Linked DNA regions of Homo sapiens: regions 2 and 3 are each linked to region 1. The links are chromatin contacts, found by Hi-C in ENCODE. All regions are on one chromosome and are shown on one strand. Each heading gives the region's core, a stretch centred on a gene start or an enhancer-like site at or near the end of the contact. The rest is flanking DNA. Distances are from core to core; before and after follow the strand shown. Region 1 has its middle 23 kb from the start of LINC02530. Region 2 holds the start of NEDD9 (neural precursor cell expressed, developmentally down-regulated 9). Region 3 has its middle 150 kb from the start of TMEM170B.

Evidence for each region. Hi-C counts contacts between places; a loop is a spot of excess contacts on that map. Pooled maps may share reads with other maps.
Region 2: a pooled map shows a loop between it and region 1 (6-fold over the local background). The contact joins the promoter of NEDD9 here to the enhancer-like site in region 1. A Hi-C loop is called at or near these places in 2 of 37 single-sample maps with no recorded cell type and 2 of 50 pooled maps.
Region 3: a map with no recorded cell type shows a loop between it and region 1 (4-fold over the local background). The contact joins two enhancer-like sites. A Hi-C loop is called at or near these places in 2 of 37 single-sample maps with no recorded cell type and 3 of 50 pooled maps.

Annotation. Positions count from the first base shown.
Region 1 is chr6:12,606,633-12,609,957 of GRCh38, reverse strand. No RefSeq gene overlaps it. Among named protein-coding and RNA genes, the nearest start is that of LINC02530, 23 kb to the right of the region's middle. RefSeq lists an enhancer at 1,349-1,468. Within about 2 kb of position 1,502, at least 3 of the 41 ENCODE cell types and tissues checked have a DNase peak (open chromatin) inside an H3K27ac peak, as active enhancers do.
Region 2 is chr6:11,230,966-11,234,290 of GRCh38, reverse strand. NEDD9 (neural precursor cell expressed, developmentally down-regulated 9) reads left to right here and starts at 1,623. Exons shown (of 7, transcript NM_006403.4): 1 at 1,623-1,787. The coding sequence starts at 1,776. RefSeq lists silencers at 1,536-1,585, 2,066-2,115.
Region 3 is chr6:11,388,332-11,391,656 of GRCh38, reverse strand. No RefSeq gene overlaps it. Among named protein-coding and RNA genes, the nearest start is that of TMEM170B, 150 kb to the left of the region's middle. Within about 2 kb of position 1,561, at least 8 of the 41 ENCODE cell types and tissues checked have a DNase peak (open chromatin) inside an H3K27ac peak, as active enhancers do.

The DNA of each region.
Region 1 (3,325 bases), core at 253-2,752:
GCGCTGAATCTTACAGATGCACCAATTCTGCCAAAACATATGGGAGGAACTCACTTCAGCTCTTGCTTAAAAGATAACAACACTTTTGGATCAATGGCAATAATGCCAAATTAACACAAAAATCCTTAATTGTGTGTTTCTGATGAATGATTAGTCTCCTAATTCAAAAAGGCAGTGAAACAACCTCCAATTAAAAGTAATGTACTTTACTTAGATTGAATAATAGACAGCATTCTCAATATTCCAACTTGGCATGTAGCAAAGGGGTGATGGAAATTCGTATTTGCCAAGACTGCATGGCAGTTCAGAAAGTTGATTTTAAGCAGGATGATTTCAGAATAATACTTTCCCCATGAGCACTACTTTTTACAGAACCTCTTATGAAAGGGCCTTTCAAAAACATATCTGAGATGAGACAGACTATGGTAGAGTGACTTCAGTTTAGGACAGCTCTACCTTCACAAAGACTTAACAAAGCTCAACTCCTGTAACGCCCTTTATAATGTTTAAAGATGTGCTGTAGGTACTTTTTTGCATATTATCTCTAGTTCCTCACACAATACAATTAGGTATTGTATTGCAAATGAGATTTTATACTCATTTTACAATGAAGAAGTTCAGACTCATTAAAAAATTGTAGAAACCATCCACCTGGTAAGTAGACTTTGGAGGATTCAAACCTAGGTTTGTTTATCAGCAAAGCCTGAGTTCCCCCAACCACCCCCGCCCCCCGGCACAGCACACTGCTTCCCTGGTTCAAGGGCACCATAAAACTTACTACAGTGGAAGGAAATTCCAGAGTTTAAGCTATTGTCAAGGTAAGTCATATATGTGGTCTTCCATTGGTCATCTTGACAAGCTGTGAACAGCTTCATAGATATTTCCTGTTGTTTCTCTATGGTAAACCTTGACTGGCAGGTTTATAATTAGTCTTTCTGTCCAACCCCATTTCTCTTCTCCAGTGAAAGGTTTAGCTATGACACTAAGTCCCTTTTCAGTGAAACAAGGAATATGGTCACTTCTAGTTTGATTTATGCAGGACAATCGGAAAGATTGGGCAAAAGCTGGCTTTGGCTTTCTTTGTTTAGGCTATCTTTGGTTGAGAAAGTGGAAGGGAAAGTTCAAAGATCCAGAAATGGTAAGAAGAAACAAGAAAGCCATCAAGTTTGGTTTATTTTCTCAAGTTGATTATTTATGGCTAGTAGTCCACAGATGAAGAATTTTAATGATCGAAACCTAGAAATATGTGTTGTGCTATTTTGAGCCTGTTTCTTTAAAATGTAAGACTGCTAGAGGTATGAAGAGAAACTTTTGTTGTTTAAAAATAGCATTCGATATTGACAATCTTTTCAAAGTTGCTCATAATCACCATTTAACTGAGTGGATTTTATTTCTGGATACCAAAAGATATGATGATGCTTTTGTTTCTTTTTTTGTTCCTCTTTTTGCAGATAAAGCACACCCTGTCTACATGCACTTTCATTATGCTCTGTTGCAGGAAATTAGCTAACATTTGTGGAATGTGTCATCTTTTACTGCTCAAGGGTTTTGTTTTTCATCCTTTTACAGAAAGGATTGTTCTTAGCACCTTACCAAGAGCGCATCAATATAGTCACGCCACAACTGATGGGTATTGTCTGTTATTTTCATAAAACAGTGTGCAAAAGGCTTCTCAGCCTTCTTTACATAATACAGCGAGTGTCAATAAACAGAGTTTTGTTTTTTTTTTTCCAACAAGCATAGACATTTTATTGGCCAGGTGCGGTGATTCATGCCTGTAATCCAAGTGTTTTGACAGGAGGATGGTTTGAGGCCAGGAGTTTGAGACCAGCCTGGGCAACATAATGAGACTCATCTCTATGGAAAAAAAAAGTAAAAAGTAAAAAATTAGCTGGGTGTGTCTCACGTGCCTGTGACCCAAACTACTCGGGAGGCTGAGGCAGACAGCTTGAGCCCAGGAGTTTGAGGTTACAGTGAGCTATGATTGTGCCACTGTACTCCAGTCTGGATGATGGAGTGAGACTCTGTCTCTAAAAAACAAAAAATAGACATTTTATTATCATCAGGCTTACTATGAAGACTAACAATTGGTAACTGAAGTTCTGCACTGAAAATTTATATTTTAAGATGGTTTTTTTCACAAAAGGAGCTTTTCTTTGTCTAATATTTAAGTCAAGATTCTTGTTCCTGGCTTCAGTATCTCTGCAGTATGTTCATATATTTATTCCTCTGTGTGTGTGTCTCTGTGTGTGTGTGTGTGTGTGTACATATGCATATACACATATATACTCATACCTGCATGCAGGTTCCATTGCTGTTTATCATGTAGGAATTTTTTTCTCATCAGTGACATAGGTTTAGTGACCCATCTTCATTAACTATATCACGAACATTCAGGGACACAACAAAACTAACACTATCAGAATAAATTATTCATCCAAAATCCAGTTTTCCTTCTGGTAACCAAGTACTTAATGATCAGAACAGAGAAAGGCTAAACTTAATAAATGAGACTATTTAAATGAAAATATTCAGGATTGTAAAGGTAAAGATAAATGTTATGTTTGCTGTATTTACAGCTCCTTTGTATGATGCTGTAGCATTTAAAGCCCAATATCCATGTAGGAAATGATGAAGAAGATTGGCAATCAATTGGGAAATTGAATGGGGATGGGTAAACTTTACAGCTGTGGGTTTTAACCAAACCCAATGGTTGTTTTACTACCAGAAGAGTGATTCTGTGGCATATATTTCTTGCAGAAAAGAAAGAGGAGGGATAAACATGTGAGTGCATGTGTCTGCGTATGACAGGGACAGAGAATAAGGAAGCATAAGAATTTTGAGATAATCAGTAGGGAGGGAAAGGGAGAGATGAGCAGGGAGGGAGATGTTAGACTGGCTGTCACAGTGAGGCTGATATTTTTAATTTCTCTTTTTTATTCCCTGTGCTCATTTTGGCTCCAAGTCGCTGAGGCCGTTTCTTCATGAGTTTTAGTATTCTAGTCTAGTGAGACACACAGGGAGACGAGCAAACAAGACTTCAGTGTGAGCCCATCGATTGCTGAAGGGACCCTCGTCTGGCAACATCATTCCTGCATTTTGAGGTCAGCAGTTCTCAGGAAGCTAGGCTGGCTCAGTGCTTGGGATCTGCAGTGGAAGCTGACGCTCCCCACCAATCATCCAGTGAGCACAGGCAATTCTATCTTCCCACTGCTCTAATGATAATGCATTCCTTCCCTTTGAAACACTTAATTTTCAGATTTTGATAACTTCTGCCCACCTTAACTCCTATCAATCAGACTTTATGTAACAGCACTGTGTTTGG
Region 2 (3,325 bases), core at 374-2,873, 1.4 Mb after region 1:
AATTTCCTGCAAACTAACGACTCTCCGGTCAGTCTGCAGGATTCTTAAGGAGATCGTTACAATGCAATATGCTGCGTGCTTAATTTGTGTTCAGAAAGGCCTTGCACAATCACTCAGGCTTATTTTTGCTCTAAGGACAAATGAGGAGAAGCAAGGCCTAATACAGGCTGGAACAGGTATGTCAACCTCATTAGGATGGCCTGGGGGGTCATGTCCCTGGAATCAGTGCCACACTGAACTGCAAACTAACCTGCCAACCCTGTATCTGGAAACCACTTTTGTAGGACAGCTGTTCTCTCATTCCTTTTGCTTAGATCATAAAAGTAGAGTTTTCATCCATTGGGAATTTGTGTGTTAGACGCGAAGGGAATCAGATTCTGATCCAACTTGGTCAGGAAAAAAAAAAATAAGGGCTGATTTTTCCATCCAAGTCATGTAGTCTGGTTGGAGTGCATCCCACTCAGGGACAGCTATTGTCTGGATTCACCGAGTCTCAGTCTTGCCCGGGAAAAAGGAATTTTTCGCCTCACTGCTCTGTCCGTGAGAAGAGTTGCAGAAGGTGACCATTTCTGTTTTCTGGGTGATTCTCTTTCTCTATAGAAATCCTAAAATGGAACCTTTATAGAAATTATGTTCTGTGCTTCGCTGGAGAGAGACTGGTCTTTTTAACCAGGCTCATCAAACAGTGGGCATTTTCGTTCTCCTGGATAATAAGTGTTGGTGGGTTAATGGGTCATCCTCAGGACAGAGGTCAGAAGGAAAAACACTGCAGTGTTCAAAGCTGGAGCTAGAAATGCCAGCCGTCAAAGAACACAGAACTCAGTGGACGGTGATGATGTATAGGGCGTGCACTGGCCAACCCCATCCGAGAGGTCACATCTAACCTTTATCCTCAGCAAAGCCACTGAAGGTCGCTCAATATGTGTGACCCGCAACTCTGAGGCCCTGGTGAGAAGCTGTCCAGGAAAACGCTGGTGCGTGTGCTAGAGGGTTCCTTTTCACTAAGGGAGAATTGTCTTCCAGCTCCTTGCAGACTGACATCGCAAAGTACTTTGAACGTTGAAAAGAACAAAAAAAGCAAACAGTCACACACACACAAAAAGTAGGCGGGAGGAGGGGGAAAGAAAAAGGGACAGAGAGAGAGAGAGGTATCAGCAGGGGTGGTTAGTAAAAAGGGGCCCGGAGACAGAAAACCTTTTGTTCCCGGAGTTCGTTTCATGTAGAGATTGTGAGGTGAATGGCTTTGAAACGAAATGGGTTTATGAAGGAGTTGCTAGGTCACAGGAAGCGCGACTGTCAGACTGCTTTTGTGAATTCAGTTTCTTTAAAATTTGGGTTAATCTTAAAAAGAATGTATCTCCTTTTCCTGTTCTTTCTCTTTCTGTCTTCTTTTTTGGCGGGGGCGGGAGGACAGAGTAAGGTTCAGGACGGTTCCCCACTTTCTGTTTTATTTTCCACCGTCTGATAAAGCAAAAAGAAGCGATCACATTACAAGTTCTTTGTCAGTTTTTCAGAATTAGGGGTGGGCAGGGCCTGAGCATTACCTTGTCCCACTAGCCAATGGCGGGGCGGCATGCAAATGAGGTCCGCGATCAGCCTGCCTCAGTCACAACAGTGAGCTCAGAGACTTGAGGGAGGCGCTGCGACTGACAAGCGGCTCTGCCCGGGACCTTCTCGCTTTCATCTAGCGCTGCACTCAATGGAGGGGCGGGCACCGCAGTGCTTAATGCTGTCTTAACTAGTGTAGGAAAACGGCTCAACCCACCGCTGCCGAAATGAAGTATAAGGTAAGAGAGTGCCTTTTACAGGTTACCTTGCAAGCTGAAAGCTGTGCCTGCGGGTGTGTGCTTGTGTATGCGTGTTCCTTACTGTCAGTCCCTTGTGTGTCCCGGAGAGTTCTAAGATGAGTCTCGGTCACTGAGGTTGACATGCAAGCAGACAAGCAAGCAGAGACCCGGTCTTTGAGACCCACTCCAGGGGTTCACAGTACACCCGAGTCCATCTGCTCTGAAAGTTGCCGGGGAAATACCTCGGTGAGAAGTTAAGACTTGGAGCCGCTTCACAGCAGCCACTGGAGATCAGAGGGTGTCTGACTTGAATCGCGGCAGGCATTGGCTCAAGTCTCCTTGGCTTCCCCAGGCCTGGCTTCCACTGCCCTGGGGAACTGTAATGAGAGGAATGAGGACTGCATAGTCTGTCTCAGACTGGCTCTTAGTGCAAAGTTTTCCAGACTTTGCTTTAATCGTTTGGTCTCGGAAGGAGTATGCCATATGCACTTTTGGTGGGAGAAATTAAAAGCCCAGATTACACAGCTGAGGATGGAAAATTTTGACATCCTTATGTTATATTGGATGTAGGAATAAATAAGTATGAGCCATTTCTTGAAAACATTTTTATTGGAGTTTGAATGGGGTGAGAGTGCGAAGGCTCAGGCTGGCTCATTGTGCCTGAAAGCTTACAGAGTGTCATAGTCATAGTACTTCAGCAGCATTATTTTCCAATGCATTTTACACCATTGTTTGTGGATTTTTCTTGCCAAAAGGATTTTTGACTTGCTCCGTATATTCCCCCCTCCCCTTTTTCTTTTAAGTCACTCCCATCTAAGGAGGCAAGCAGCTTCCAGGGGACACAAAGAAAGCAGACTGCAATGAATTGGACATGAATTTTTCTTGAATGATGAATAGACATGAGTGCTAGTGCTACTATTTTATTTTATGCTATTTTAAACAAAAGTGTTATTATTAAGATGGATTTGGGCAAGGGTGCTAGGCTTGTGGATTGACAATTTATATTAACTGTACACTAGCTGGAAGCTACTTCGCTTTTTTTCTAAATTTTTCTGGTCCATCCTTTTTTGATGTAAGGTTGTAAATACTTGGTCTAACTGATAGCCACTGACTAGCCTCAGTAATAAAGCTTTTGTTCAAAAACTATGAATCTTATTCAAAAGCTTTAAGTCTAAATGTCAAAAGTCTTTATAGTAATGCCTACGTTACCACTGTCTGAAGACACAGGTATCAGCTATTTCTGTTTCATCAGCTTTCTATTATCTTCATCAGTAGGGAAGATCAGAGGAAAGGGTCATCCTGAAGACTATTAATATTTGACTTTAGGATGCAACCAGAAACAAATCCCTCTACTTGGCAGGAAAGTTATCTTCCTTAAAGTGGCTCACCCCATATTTCCTTATTTAGAACAATGATAGGACCAGATATTACTCAGCCTGGAGTGACTTTTTTGCTCCTCCTTTCCCTGTTGTTGAATAAGAACTGGCTTGCAGAAAAAAGAGAAAGTATGTTCATATGTCTATTATTGGAAAGTATAA
Region 3 (3,325 bases), core at 312-2,811, 1.2 Mb after region 1:
ATGTGTCCTTTTATTTATTTTTTTTACAAATTATAATCAGATATAATTATAGGGTGCACAGTGATGTTATGGTGTATGTATACAACGAGGAATGTTGGAATCAAGCTAATTAACATATCCATCCCCTTAAATACTTATCATTTATTCCTCTTGTCTAACTTTCTACCCCTTTACCACCACCTCCCCATTCCCTGACCTCCAGCCTCTGGTATTTTTACATTATTTGGAGCAAAAATCATTTTACCATCATTTTGCTCTCTATTAGTTAAATTATTCTAGATTCCACATATGAGTGAGAGCAGGCAGTATTTGTCTTTCTGTGCCTGGCTTATTTCACTTAGCATAATGTCTTCCATATCCATCCCTGTTGTTGCAAATTATAGGATTTCTTTCTTTTTAAGGCTAAATTGTATTCCATTGTGTGTATATACCACATTTTCTTTATCCATTCGTTCACTGATGGACACAGGAAAATTTCCTATTTTAGCTATTATAAACAGTGCTGCAGTAAACATGGGAGTACAGATATCTCTTCAACATAATTTCAAGTCCTTAGGATATATATATCCCGAAGTGGAACTGCGGCATCTATATGGAATTTTTAAAAGATTTCATTGGCCGGGCGTGATGGCTCAAGCCTGTAGTCCCAGCACTTTGGGAAGCCAAGCCGGGTGGATCACGAGGTCAGGAGTTCAAGACCATCCTGGCTAATATGGTGAAACCCCATCTCTACTAAAAAATACAAAAAAATTAGCCGGGCATGGTGGCTTGCACCTGTAATCCCAGCTACTCGGGAGTCTGAGGCAGGAGAATCACTTGAACTGGGAGGCGGAGGTTGCAGTGAGCAGAGATCATGCCACTGCACTCCAGCCTGGCAACAGAGCAAGATTCTGCAAGATTCTGTCTCAAAAAAAAAAAAAAGAAAGAAAAAAAAAAAAAGAAAAGATTTCATTGGTTGGTAAGTAATGATACATAATACATACATATTTGGTAAATAACAAATACAACAAATATGTGTTGTCGTGTAGTCTTGAGGTCATTCAGATGATGTATGTTTTGTAAAGTCTTCGTGGGTTCTGGTATGGTGCATTATGACAGATCTCAAAATTGTGTTGCTAGAGCTCAAGATTAAAAAGGACATTTTAGAGAGTTTGTGGCCAAAACAAGGCTTGCCTATCATTACAGTCTCCCAGCAGTCTCATCTAAAGTCTAAAAAAGCTCATTCACAATCCACTCAGTGTCAACAGGTGAGGGCTACTAGCTGATACTAGAGTTATCAATACCGATGATAGGCACAGCAAATGGAACCGTGCAGCTCATTAGAAGATACTTACGAACCACTTAAACTTAAGAACTTGGCTTTAGTGAGTTAAAAATGCAGAGTATGCCCTGCAAAACCAGTTTCCACTTGAGCAAGAATTTGTTAGTTCTTATCACAGCCAACCATCTTCCGGAATTTGAATGGCCCTAAACCTAATTTGGCGTTTTGGACAGGACAATAGGTACTTGCGTGACATGGTTGGGGAATAACGCACAGCTGTTTCCCATTTAGGTCACTTTGATCTATGACTGAGCCAAATACCTGGGCCTGTCCCCAGCCAAACTACACCCCAGAGGAATGAAGGAAATAGAGCAGAATTTTAGGAGCAGGGATCTCAGTACTTTTTTAATCAAGTTTTTATTCATCAAATATTTGTTGGATGCTGTAGAAGTGTTCTCAAACATTCATGTCCGTAAGATTTGCCTAGGACAGTCCCACGACCAAGACAAACAGAATTTGCAGTTGAGTCACAGAGCCTGGGAATCTACATTTAACCAGCCTCATAGGTGATTCTGATAAGAGACCTCCATGGACTACTTTGTAAAATGTTTAGTTTGGTCTCCAGAATGAATAAACAACAGTTCCCTGCCCTCTGGAGCCTCAAAGTCCAGGGAATGGAGATACACTATTGTGACATTATGTGATTAATAGAGGGCCTGGTGACAGTGAAGGAGGAAAGGAAGACTCTGTCCAGGGGATACCAAGGGGTTGCCAGAAAGACAAGGAGAAAGGGCATTCTAGGCAGGGGAACAGCCTTTACATGCCATAACCATGAGAAATTATGGAATAGGAGGGGACCGAGAGCAGCCTCAATGTTTAATAAATTAGCAGACTCAGGTATTTCTTTATAGCAACACAAATGGACTGAGACAAATGGAAGTATGGGACGAGAAGGCTGGCCCCTGGTTTAAATGGGATGAACTTATCCAGAGAAAGCAGGAGCATGAACATGTGTGGGGCCCAAGGGTGAATCACAGTTTGATGTGATGGGAAGGTGAAGGGCACTGCAGAGGTGGACAAGGCAGGAGAGAATGTAAAGAGAAGAGTGGACTGCCATTCACCAGCACAGTCATTTCAATTCTATTTTGTAGGCAACAGGAAGTTGGCAAAAGTCTTTAAGCAGAAAGTGAACATGAGAAGATATGAAGTTTGTCTATGGAAGTATCTAATATTTTGAAGATGTTCATTCAATTAATATCTCCTGAGGACCTGGTGTATTGGCCCATTCAGGCTGCTATACCAAATAACTAGGACTGAGTAACTTACAAACAACAGAAAGTGATTGCTCCCAGTAGTGGAGGCTGGAAGTCTAAGATCAAGGCGCCAGCAGATTCAGTGTCTGCTGAGGTCCCTCTTCCTCATAGATAGTGCCTTCCAGCTGGGTCTGCATGTGGTGAGAGGAGCAAAAGACTCCTTCAGGCCTCTTTTATAAGGGGACTAATTCCATTCATCAGGACACTGTCCTCATCTCCTAATCACCTCTCAAATGCCCCACTTCCTAATAATAACACCTTAAGAATTAGGTTCCAACATATGAATTTTGGGGGGGACACAAAAATCTGAACCATAGCACCTACCGTGTTCCTAACAGTGTTCTATAGAGGCTAGAAGAGGACCTCACAGCTAGGAATTGTTGTAACAGTCTGAGCAATTAACGTCTAAACTAAGAAAGTGGCAAGGGACACACAGAGAGGGAACTGAATGCGTCAACAAGATTGGATTTGAGATTTAATTTAAAAAGACAACAACACAGAATATGGTGACTGGTTGGATTGAAGATGCAGTGGGGAAAAGATCTGCAGTGTTTTGGGGCAGAGGGACTGAGAATACGGTAATGACATGGGTAATGACTGGGAGAACAGACAGGCAAAAGACAATAGTTTGGATGTTTGTCCCTCCAAATCTCATGCTGAAATTTAACCCCCAATGTTGAAAGTGGGGCTGGATTGAAGGTGTTTGGGTCATGGGTGCAGACCCTTCATTAGTGCAGATTAGATTAGTGTC